3 separate regions of the Homo sapiens genome follow, and all the other regions are linked to region 1. A link is an interaction called in ENCODE POLR2A ChIA-PET data of the cell type or tissue named here. Cell type or tissue: CD4-positive, alpha-beta T cell. All regions are shown on one strand.

Region 1 (4,000 bases):
ATACAGAGGGAGCCTCCACAGCTTGAGATCTGCTGCTTGAGATTCCATCAGAATGTCCACTGTAATTTCCAGACTTAAGTAAAATTCCAGAAGGTTCCAGTGATCTGGAGCCTGCAGGCTGATGAATTAGATGAGTGGTGGGAATTGATAATGGTGGTGATGTGGTTCTTGACACTGTTTTTAAAGAGGTCTGCTCACTCACGCCATACCTCACTTCTTCAGTTCTATGTGAAGGACCTGTATGGTTGTTTCTATTGGATAACAAATCTACAACCTTCTCAGAAGGCACAATGACAGTCCTTACACTTTCATTGCAAACACACACTGCTGTGTTTGATTTTGCAACATCTGTTGGTGATGGAGGCACTTGTATTTCCATTCTATAGGCCCTACCAGGTTGTGTCAGTACTGGTGTACTGGTTTGCTGTTTGCTCAATGATGAGTCAGGAGGAGATATTTCAACTGGCTGTGCCATGGCTGATGGGGCAGATGGCAGCCAGGGATAGCAGATTGGTGGAGGTTCAGGTATATTGCGGGCATTGCCGCTATAAGCTTCGTTGCCTTTCAGGTAGGCATCTTGAGAATATGCCTGTATAGAAATGAGAGGAAGGTGTCACTGGAAATTCATAAAAAGAATAATAATTTCCATTTTTACAGTGCACTATTTTATCTATGTCCTACCTCGTTCCTGAGTGACATTCACTATAGCATGCATGCAAACACAACATAAGGGTACTCTACAAATCTAGAAAGAGCTAGTCTCTCAGAAATCAAATAAACTGTAGAATCTGCAACACATACAAATTACAATCACCTCTTTGCTCAAAACATGTGAAACTCATCAAATTTCTACCCAACCAATTAGATGTACCCACATTACTTCTAAAATTCTCCCCATTCAAGCCTTCTGAGTTTCAGCAGTTGACAGGTTAAATGGCTGCCAAATAAATCCCAGCAAAGGAAGATTCATGTATTTTGCCAGAGAAAAGGTGAAAATATTAAAAATCTTAAATGCATTTTAAGTACTACTACTATAATAAATTAAGTCTAATTTATTTGAAGCATCTTGTCAATTAACCATTACAGAGTCCCTAAGAATAATCCATTTTGACAAATTAAGACCTTCAGCAGCCATGCTAAGTATTTTAATATTTAAAGTAAGATAATATGCAAGTTTAAGAAATAAAGCACATATAATAAAGGCAGAAAAACATGAAAAAAGGTAACTCATCGTTCTGTATATAATTTATATTTTTATTTTAAGCTAATGCAAAAGTATATCATACAAATTTATTTGGTCTCCTTTACTTATTATAAGGAGACATTTCTCTATTACTAACAGGCAGGCATGCAGCCTAAATAGTTTTTTATCAACTATTTGTAAAATTATTCAGCAATATTTTTAAAGCCTTAAGAATAACAGAAATCAACTATAGAGACTTTACAAAACAGAGCTCATCAGTGCAACACAGGGACTATGTTCAGCATCTGAGACAGATGTGGTAACACATCTTCCCCTAATCAAAACAAGCTTAACTCAAGACTATCATCACATCCTGCTCTTTGCATTCGACAGCTTGCAAAGCTCAAGTGCAGCCACAAACGTAACAGCAAAGTAGTAGTGACAGGAAGAGGGTGAGATACTTAAAAAACATATATATATATATATATATATATATATATATATATATATATATATATATATACTGATGCAGATAAATATTACGCTGTAGCATCAGTTATGTACAGGATACAAAAGAAAACCAAACATAAAAATAAAAAATAAGGATGGCAAACCATCTATCACAAACGTATTCTGCAAATTAGTAAGATTAACACGATAGAGGGATTTCTCTAAGCAAAAGTGAACAGTTTTTAATAGATTGGCTTATTACAAATCTCTACAAAACATGACTTAAAAAGCAAGGAAATGGCTACTGTGCATTTCTTACCAGTGCTGTGACATCCTTTGTAAACTGTAGCTAGCAGAAAATAGGAAAACATAGTAGAAGCTGCTTACTGATATAAAGACAAAATCATGTTGTCATATTGATGCTGGAAACGGCAAGCTAAAAATACATCTATACTTGTTTCTCTGGAAGGTACCAAGAGAGGTAAAGGGCAGTGAAGCATAAAGAATAACTCCAGTATTCTTCTGAACATCTTTTTCTCAGGCTTTTATCTGATTCTTGTTTGATGTGTCTACCATTCTTGAAAGCAAAATACATCTGGTGACATGCATTCCTAACAGATATTTTCTTCAATATGCACTGCTGTCTGATAACATGCTACAAAGCTTCCCTCCACGAAAGCAACAGTGATGTCTCTCATTTCCCCCCAGCTTCTTCCATCTCTGCTTCCAGATGACGAAACGAATGCTCTATTATGCATTTAAAATAGTACAACCTCCTCCTTCCCCAGTAAATCAGAGCATAACCACAAGCTGTCAGCAGACTGCAGCTGCCTTTACACTAAGATTCAGGGGGGAAAATGACTTCTTTTAAGTAAGTTTCACTCAAAAATTAAGATCTTTCAACACTGTGCCTTTTGTACTATTGTATTAGTTTGCAAAAATAACTACTGGATAGACATAAAAATATTACTTCCAGAGTAATTCTTGTTAACCTATAATAAATATTATAGAACAGAGACTAGAATGCAGTGACAAATTAAAGCTAGCCATATAAAATAAAATATGTCTACATAGTATTTTTATGGCATGAATACAGTTAATCCCAACATGCATTTTGGGTGTGTGCATTGACACACCAAGTCTATCTTTTCCATGCTGATTAGAATCATACCAATACTTTTCTGCAATAGGAAAATTGTGTCTGGATGAGAGAATACTGTACTGTCTGGTACAGCATTTCCCACAACATCCTTGTGTAGTTTTATTATATACCACCTGAAAAGGAGGATGGGGGAGAGGAGGTCCCTATGGTCAATGATGTAGGGCCACTTGGCAAGCTTTTTGATTTCTCAAAACCACGACGACACTAATGTACATTGTGAAATTCGAAAGGAAAATATAAACTTATTCACCATGGAGGCCATTTTTTTCCCAGAGGTTTTAACATAATTAGAATATCTACTTGGGTAATGCTATTCTAGAACTAATATTTTAAAGATGACTCCTTTATTCAAATTTGGGAAGAAATATTACTGTTTAGTAATAGAAGTATACGGCTGGAACTATTAAAACTTGAGAATATTTTACATACTTCAGACATCTCTAATATTCCTGTATGGCAATTCTAAATGCTAAATAGTCTACATTACAGTCACAGGTCCCCACTTCTGAGTTAAGTTATCACAAGGGGCCCTGAAATCCATACAAATGCAGGCATTAACAGTGAACATCTCACACATGCAGTACTATTATCTAATGTAAGCAGATATGGTTGAGATAAAATATGAATTCATTCAAGAACATTTTTCACAAAATGTACATTGTGAAACTCAAAAGTACAAACTTACTCGCCAGGGAACCCATTTTTTTCCCCAGAGATTTTAAAATAATTAGAATATCTGCCTGGGAAATGCTGTTCTAGAACTTTTTTTTTTTTTTTTTTTTGAGACCGAGTCTCACTCTGTTGCCCAGGCTGGAGTGCAGTGGCGCAATCTTGGCTCACTGCAACCTGTGCCTCCCAGGTTCAAGCAATTCTCCTGCCTCAGCCTCCTGAGTAGCTGGGATTACAGGCATGAGCCACCATGCTCAGCTAATTTTTGTATTTTTAATGGAGGTGGGGTTTCACTATGTTCGCCAGGTTGGTCTCGAACTCCTGACCTCAAGTGATCCACCTGCCTCGGACTCCCAAAGTGCCAGGATTACAGGTGTGAACCACCGAGCCCGGGTAGAACTAATATTTTAAAGCTATCTCCTTTATTCAAATTTGGGGAGGAATATTATTTTTGAAACCAATGTCATAAGAATTACATATTCAGTATTAACAATTTTGAATTTTAGTTAGGCTTTAAGCCCAAATGGATACTTTAC
Region 2 (4,000 bases), 330 kb after region 1:
TAACAGTTGCTTTAATTGTTTTTTCCATATTCACTGAGCACTCCCGAACATTACATATTATTCTTTTTGCTGATGACTTCCAAATCTCTCCAATCACTCTCCAGAATTCCAAATGTGAATTTCAAATTGCCTACAGTGCAGGCCAACCTGTGGGCCTTACAGGCACTACAAACTCAATTTGTCCAGAATGAACTTAATGATTGCCCTTTTTGCGTTTTAGTCCCCCTCCCATCCATCACACCGCTAGGCTTGCCCCTCCTCCTGGGGCAACTGGAATGGTTTTTGTAAAAGCATAAATCGGATACAATGATTCTTTTGCATTTGGTATGCGGGTCTCTGCCTGCAGTCCACATGGCTACTCCTGTGTACCCTTCAGATCTTGGCTCAAAGGTCACCGCAGAGAGGCTGCCCTGACCACCTGAGCAAAAGCATCACTCCCCCCTTCTCCTCCAATTACCCTCTATCCTGTTACCCTCCTCCTATTGCACATATCTCTATTTGAAATTTTCTCTATTTGTTTACACACTGCTTGCCTATGTCTTCTCTAGAACGCAAGCTCATGAAGACAAGGCCTTTGTCTTTTGCACCCCAGAGCCTACAGCACCTCCTACAACCCAGCAGGACAATAAACGTGTGGAATGAATAAATCAACTCCTCATCCTTTCAGAAGGAAAGGTCCTGCTGTTAAATTAAGCACTGAGCCCCACATTTCAACCTGACCCTTCTGTCTGAATGTGACACGTTTCCCTCCCCAGCCCACTTACTTTAGTTCAGGCCATTCATATTCATAAACAGATTATCTGTGAATGACAAGCTGATCCCTGGAAAGAGATGGCAAGTTAGCCCCACCCACCATCCTCACCACCATTGAGTTTCACACTGAACCTGACACAAGTTATAACCACCACCTTCTAGGAAAACCACTTCTCAGGGAGCAGGGAGGACGTGGCCACAAGGTCAAGAACGGGTTGGATCCTAGCACACTGAGAGATGGGTACCCTCTGGCTGACACCGTCAGGATTCTCAGGGTTAATGAGGCTCAGTTCTGGGAAACCAGCACCCCACACCCTCCCATCCGGACACACTGCTAGATATTTTACATGCATCCTCCCAATTGGCTCCAGAGCCCAGCTTGCTGTTGCTCCCTTTTACAGACAAGCCATAGGTCACTCAGGAGCCGCCAGCGTGTCCTAGAGCTCCTGCAGAGGCCTCCACTGCCAGAGAGCCCCCAACCTGGGTACCAAAGGCTTCAAATCTCAAGCTCTGTCCACTTGAGCTACTTTATTTCCTAGCTGCCTTCAAAACCCCTCAGTGTGCTTTTTAAAAACAAAACTTGAAGCCCGCCCTGGAGGAGTCAAGAGGAGACCCAGGAAGAAGGAGGCCTCCAGAGCAGCACGCGGGGGTCTCTGGGGCCCTGCCGGGCTCGCAGAAGCGACTCCCCGTGGCTCGCGGGGATGGGGACGGCTGGGCGCCGGCGGGACGCTGCAGGAGCGAGCTACCGGCCGGAGGACACGGGGGGACGCTGGGAACTCGGGGTGAAGGGACGGGACTCAGAGTTTCGTCAGATTGGGGGCGGGGAGAGGAGGCCCGGGTCCGAGGATGGAAGCGATCCCCGCCGGGAGGGAGAACAAAGCGGTGGCCCTCTCTCTCCCCCGACGCACGGCAAGCATTTAATCTACAAGCAGGGTGCCAGGGAGGGAGGGGAGCGGGCCGAGCCCCAAAATAGGGAGTTTGCATTTACCACGACGCCTCGCCCGTAGTCTGGCGCCTCCTCGCTGCTCCCGGCCATGTTTCTCCCGGGGAACGCGGGAAGGGAAGACGGCGCGGGAAGGAGCAGGGAGGGCGAAGGCTGCGTGGGGGATGGGACGTGGGGATGGGGACGGGGACGGGGACGGGGACGGGGACGGGGACGGGTCCGCCCCGCCCCGGGCCCGCCGGCGGGAAGCAGCGGCCTGACGCGGATCCATGGCCCCGGCGCTGCGCCCCCTCCCCTGGCTAGGCCGCGGGGGCGCGGGGAGCAGCTGCCAAGCCGCTACCGCTCCCCCTGAGCGCGGGCCCCGGACGCGTCCCTTGCGGCCGCCGCTGTCGCCGCCGCCCCCTGCCGGATGGTCGCGTGCAGCCCCCGGCCCCGCCGCCAAGCCCCGCGGGGACTCTGGAGCAGGAAGCCCGCGGCAGGAAGAGAACGTGTCCCCCAGGCCCCTGATTCCCAGATCCACCGTCCCAGCCCTCGGGCTAACAATCTCCTTGACTCCTCCCTGCCAGATTTCATGCACGCGATTGTCCCAAGCAGAAGCGTGAAAGAGCCTGTGAGCCAGCGTGCTCTTGGAGGATGGGAAGTGTCCTGGATGTGTTTTCAAACCTTGGAGCCGCCACCCACCTCTCTCCACCTCCGCTCATCTCCCTCCACCTCCCCTCACCTCCCTCCACCTCCCCTCACCTCCCTCCATCTTCCTCCACCTTTCTCCACCTTCCCCCACCTCCCTCATCCCAGGGCCTGGAGCTGGAAAGATTACACCCGATTGCTTTTAGGGTGGCCCGGATCTGCAGTGATCAGATCTGGGCTTTGAGGATCCAGCCTTTCGGCCTTTCGTCAACTGCATTCAGGGGAGGAGGGGGAGAGATTTTTACACATTCTCTGCTTTACCAGTTTTGCAAGAACATCTGGTCAGATTGTAATTGTTCCAGGTTGCAGCTTTACTAAAGCAATCGCTCTTTTCTGATTAGAAATCCTTCTTGTATGAGTCTGTTGTTCATTTCAACCCCTCTCACATGCCTATGCTCCGGTTCTTTGTCCACTCCTGTAGGTTCCTGCTTTTTCTGGGTGTGTCTTCATTCCCCAGGTCCCTGACATCTCACCAGCGTCTTCATTCACTCAGCCCAATTCGGGTCGAAGCCCTGAATCCAAGAGAACTTAACACAGTTTTCCTGATGCAGGCGTCTTTTGTTCATCTTCGAATTCTGGCACACAGAGGGGAGAGGAATGCTGATTTTGCCTAGTTTAAAGGGGAAATAGTTATCAATCGGTTAATGACGTTCTAGGTTGGAAAAATATTAGTCATTCAGACTTGGCGCCCTGGTCCTGCTCAGCAGGGCTGGCTCTTCATGTCGTTTCTAAGCGCCAGCGCCTTGGAGGGTGCAGCTCCAGAGATCCCTGAAATCAGGCATCTGCTTGGCAACTGCCTTACAGAAATGGGGGGTGTTGTTTCTCAGCACACGGGTAAACATTTTCTCCTAGTAATTGTGAGAGGGCGTTGTTTTGAGCCATTTTTGTAGTCTGCATCTCACTTCTTTTCCCCAAAGTCAAGCACCATCTTTTATTTTCATTTTCAAAGACCAGGCCCAGGAACCATATTCACAAGCAACATCATTAAAATTTCCAGGAGCAGAAAAGTGCTATCATTAGGATGATGATCAAACTTTAGAGTTCACAAGACTCTCCTGGGGAGCTGGTTAATGCAGCTTCACTGGGTGGGGAAGATCTGTGGAAGCACCTAGAATCCTGTACCTGCTGAGAGACACCAGATGGGTGTGATGTGGGTGGCTCATGACCCATGCTTTAGGGGATTCCACTAGACCATCTTACTGCTTGGATATCAAAACTTAGCCATGAGGCTCAGTGTGGGTGCAGGGCCAGATTGGGGGGTACCAGGAACTTCAAAATATGTCACAGGAGTAGTTGCCATACAGAAGTCAAAAAGCATCAACTTTGGTTCCAGCCTAGACACTGCGGAAGATGTAAGGGAAATGGTAGATAAATCTTCTTCCCTTAGAAAGGCTATTAGTTTAAACGTAAAATCCAACAAGTTCACAGTGAAAAATGTAACTTGCTTGAAAGACAACAGGAATCTTATGAATGTGTGCTCAAGAACATCCTACATAGACTTATATAGGTCATCCTATAAAGGGCACAGAATGATGAGTAAATAGTTTTTAAAAATCTAATTCATTTTATTATCTTTGTATATTTTGATAATACTTTGTGCGGTCTGATTACACTTCG
Region 3 (4,000 bases), 260 kb after region 1:
GTGATTCCCACCCAAACTACATTTCTTTATTCTTATTACTATTATTTTATTATCTCAGTTCCTGAAAAGCCTCCTTAATATATACTTTTTATTTTTATTTATTTTTTTAGAGATGGGGTCTCATTATGTTTTCCAGGCTGGTCTTGGACTCCTGGGCTCAAGTGATCCTCCCACCTCAGCCTCCCAAGTAGCTGGGACTACAGGTGTGTGCCACCATGCCCCACATCCTCAAAATGTTAAAAAAACAAATAAAAAAAGTAAAAAAAAATCTAAATGCAAAAGGCCATGTGAATTCTGAACACCGAAAATATAAAAATATGAATTCTTGATATTTTAATACCAGTAGTTCATTGGATAATGAGTAAAGGATACAGTTTTCAAGTGAAACTAGCAATTTTAGCCAGGAAAAAAATTGTATCTATATATATGTAATTACATATATACAAATATGTTTATATATAAACATATATACATAATTTATATATACCAATATTTATATATAAACACATAGAATATAAATATAAATGTATTATAATTATAAATAATATAATATAACATAAATATTATATATATATGTTCATCTATACAATTTAGCTCATTTGAAAGTACACATCCATCTTGCATTTCCTGACTTTGGTGTGCTTAACTCTCCAAACATGATGTGACTTTCTTCTAAGACAAAATGGCTTTCTGTTTAATGACAATGATTAATCACTGTATTGTGATTGGTATTCTACTCCACCCAGTTTCCAAAAGGGGTCCTGGTTAGCTAATCCCCACTGCACAGAGAAAGGCGCTTTTCTTTATGAGAAATAAAGGGAGGGTGGGTCAGAAGGAGGGACACAATAATGGGAAGAAGCTACAGGCTAGTGGGAAGAAAGAAAGGCCACCACGAAAAAGGAAAAAGGGGAGGGGAGAAGGGAATGGATCTTTATTTCAGTTTAGTTATAGATGACCCCAGGAAAAGAGGAAACTCAGTTTAAAAACAGATTCAGCCGCATTGCTTTACATGAACTTTGTTTGAAACCTTGAAGCAGGATATCCTTCTGTTTTGAACCTTGGTATGGACTTCTTGTTTTGATTTAAATTATGTTTTTAAATCATGAGGCAGAGGGACAAACACATGGAGCCTCTTGACACATCTGAATGACCCCAAAGACTCCCCAAAGACTCCAGCAAAGTTTATGTTTTAAAATGTAGTTGATGATATCCTAGCGGTGATCATTTCTTAAGAGACCTTTTTTTTTTTTTTTTTTTTTTATAAGACAGAATCTCACTGTGTTACCCAGGCTGGAGTGCAGTGGCGTGATCTTGGCTCACTGCAACCTTTGTCATCTGGGTTCAAGCGATTCTCAGCCTCAGCCTCCTGAGTAGCTGGGACTACAGTCATGCACCATCATGCCTGGATAATTTTTGTATATTTTTATATTTTAGTAGAGACAGGGTTTGCCATATTGGCCAGGCTACTTTAGAACTCCTGACCTCAGGTGATCCACCTGCCTCGGCCTCCCAAAGTGCTGGGATTTCAGGTGTGAGCCACAGTGCCCGGCCAAGAGACGATTTTCTCCACACAATTGTTTAAAAAAAAAAAAGGAAGATTTAGAATTATCACTTAAATAATTAAATGAAAATGATTTTTCAAAAGTAACAACATCTTAAACCAGCTCTCATGAAACTGTTTTAAGATTGCCAGGAGGATGACATGGTGTTGAGGAAGGGCCCAGGGAGAGAAGTGGCAGCAGATTCTGTGCCATGGAGCCATGGAAACTTCTAGAATACTCACCCACCTTCCAGCATTTGACTGAATCTATCTTCATGTCCATGCTACCGTATTTGGGCCCAAAAAGTTGAGCTCTGTGTGTCACTTCTCAGCTCAAAATATTTCTGAAGATTCCCATGCCTGCAAAAGTCTGGTTTTGTCATAACAATGGGCAGAGCCACCCGCAGAGCCAGGCAAGAGGAGCCCTGCATATCACAAATACCAAAACACTAAGACATTTATTGTTGCTGTTTTTCTTTTTGGTCTTATGAAGAAGATTTTCTTTAGAAAGTTCTGTAACAGATTGAGCTAATGGAATTATTCAAGAGGACATGTATGCTGAAGTAGGCCTGCCCTCCTCTTTGCAGGGTAGAGTTAGGGGCAGTGGTGGAGAAAAGAACAGCCTACCTGGGGAAACAGGCAAAGAGAAAGGGATATTGGCCATCCTAAATCAACCAGGGTAGGGGTCTCAGCAGGACGGCCTCCCCAGATAATGATGCTCCCTTCAGCCCCTGGCTCAGAAGGTATAGTCTTGGAGGCATCTGAGTTGGAAAAGAGGGACATGGAGGAGAAGGACCCAGGACTCTCAGTGCTATTAAGAGCTTCCTGGATCAGTCCCATCCAGGGTGCAGGAGGGTCCTGTCCCCACCTGGGGGCCCTGTCTTCAACTCATGCCCAGCCTTGCCCAGCAGATACCATGTCTGCCTGGGCTTGCAGCCTGGAGGGATGAGCCTGGCTCCTTTAGTCAATCTCCAGGTCAAGTGAAAACCTGAGCTTGGCCATGAACAAAGCTATCAAGTTTCAAAACCTTAACTATTTCAGCAAAGGGTATGTGGATCTGCCTTTGTATTCTCGTCCTGGGACCCATAAATGTTAGGGGCAAGCCTGACTCTCAGAATCATTTACTGAGCATTTAAATTTACCAAGTGCCTGGCACATTAGTAAGCACATTACTTACATGAATCCTAACACAGTCCTATGAGGCAGGATCCAGCAATCACACTCCTTAATATTTATCCAAATGAGTTGAAAACTTATGTCTGCAAAAAGTTACCTAGATGTTTCTAGCAGCTTGATTTATTTTGAGGCAGAGTCTTGCTCTGTTGCCCAGGATGGAGTGCAGTGGCATGACCTTGGCTCACAGCAACCTCCGCCTCCCAGGTTCAAGTGATTCTCCTGCCTCAGCCTCCTGAATAGCTGGGATTACAGATGTGCGCCATCATGCCAGGCTAATTTTTTTACTTTTGGTAGAGATGAGGTTTCACCACATTGGCCAAGCTGGTCTCAAACTCCTGACCTCAAGTGATCTGCCTGCCTCGGCTTCCCAAGTGCTGGGATTACAGGCATGAGCCACCGCACCTGGCCAGCAGCTTTATTTGTAATTGCTAAACTATGGAAACAACCCAGAGGTCCTTCAGTAGGTGAATGGATGAATGAGCTATGATGCATCTATGCAACGTATTACTATTCAGTGCAAATAAGAGCTATCAAGCCATAAAAAGACATGAAGAAAACTTAAATGCATATTACTAAGTGAAAGAAGCCATTCTGAAAGGCCACACACTGTAAGATTCCAACTAAATGACGTTCTAGAAAAGGCAAAACTGTGGAGACAGTAAAAAGATCAGTGGTCAACAGGGGTTAGGTGGGAGGCAGGGAGAAAGAGGAAAAACACAGGATTTTCAGGGCAGTGAAACTATCTTGTATGATACTACTCCAGTGGATTGATATCATCATACAGATCTAAACTCATAGAATATACATCACCAAGAGTGAACCCTAATGCAAACTACGAACTTTGGGTGATAATGATGTGTTAATGTAGGTTTTATTGTAACAAATGTTCAACTCTGGCAGGGGATGTTGATAAGCGGGGAGTCTATGTGGGGCTATATGAGAAATCCTGTACCTCCCAGACAGCTTTGCTGTGAAGCTAAAACTACTCTGAAAAAATGAAGTCTATTTTAAATATTATGAGACAAGGAACAGGTACTGTTATCACCCCAATTTAAGTAACCTGGTTAAGTAACTTTGCCCAAGTTCCCACAGCTGGGAAGTGATGTTGCTGGAGCCAGGCTGGAGATTTCACATACGACCCCATCTTGCTCCAAAGCCTCCACCTGACCAACAGGTTCGGCAGCTTCCGTATTGGCCTGATCACAATCTGCCTTTCAGTGTGACCTGCACTCTAGTGTGTTCCACTGTGCATGGATCACTTGTGCAGATTGTGATTCTGTATGT

What was found. ChIA-PET counts read pairs that join two places held together with the same protein. Peaks named below come from ENCODE experiments on the same cell type or tissue, not always from the same donor. Only the 100,000 strongest peaks of a DNase experiment are listed, where the experiment ranks them.
Region 2: POLR2A ChIA-PET joins it to region 1 with 12 read pairs; 7 of 35 experiments call an interaction of 5 or more read pairs at or near these places.
Region 3: POLR2A ChIA-PET joins it to region 1 with 10 read pairs; 4 of 35 experiments call an interaction of 5 or more read pairs at or near these places.

What each region holds. Positions count from the first base shown.
Region 1 is chr10:24,620,781-24,624,780 of GRCh38, forward strand. ARHGAP21 (Rho GTPase activating protein 21) reads right to left here. Exons shown (of 26, transcript NM_020824.4): 8 at 1,953-1,982; 9 at 1-589. Among named protein-coding and RNA genes, the nearest start is that of ARHGAP21, 100 kb to the right of the region's middle. In CD4-positive, alpha-beta T cell, no CTCF peak of the experiment used is centred here; DNase peaks (open chromatin) are centred at 1,561 and 2,371; H3K4me3 peaks cover 1,247 bases; H3K27ac peaks cover 1,840 bases.
Region 2 is chr10:24,950,787-24,954,786 of GRCh38, forward strand. It overlaps PRTFDC1 (phosphoribosyl transferase domain containing 1), which reads right to left and starts at 1,820. Exons shown (of 9, transcript NM_020200.7): 1 at 1,742-1,820. The coding sequence starts at 1,789. It also overlaps a transcript of THNSL1 not described here. RefSeq lists a silencer at 1,981-2,170. In CD4-positive, alpha-beta T cell, a CTCF peak has its summit at 2,116 (motif pointing left); DNase peaks (open chromatin) are centred at 1,715 and 2,095; H3K4me3 peaks cover 1,411 bases.
Region 3 is chr10:24,882,581-24,886,580 of GRCh38, forward strand. All of the region lies in intron 3 of PRTFDC1 (phosphoribosyl transferase domain containing 1), which reads right to left. Among named protein-coding and RNA genes, the nearest start is that of PRTFDC1, 68 kb to the right of the region's middle. In CD4-positive, alpha-beta T cell, no CTCF peak of the experiment used is centred here; no DNase peak of the experiment used is centred here; H3K4me3 peaks cover 77 bases; H3K27ac peaks cover 1,476 bases.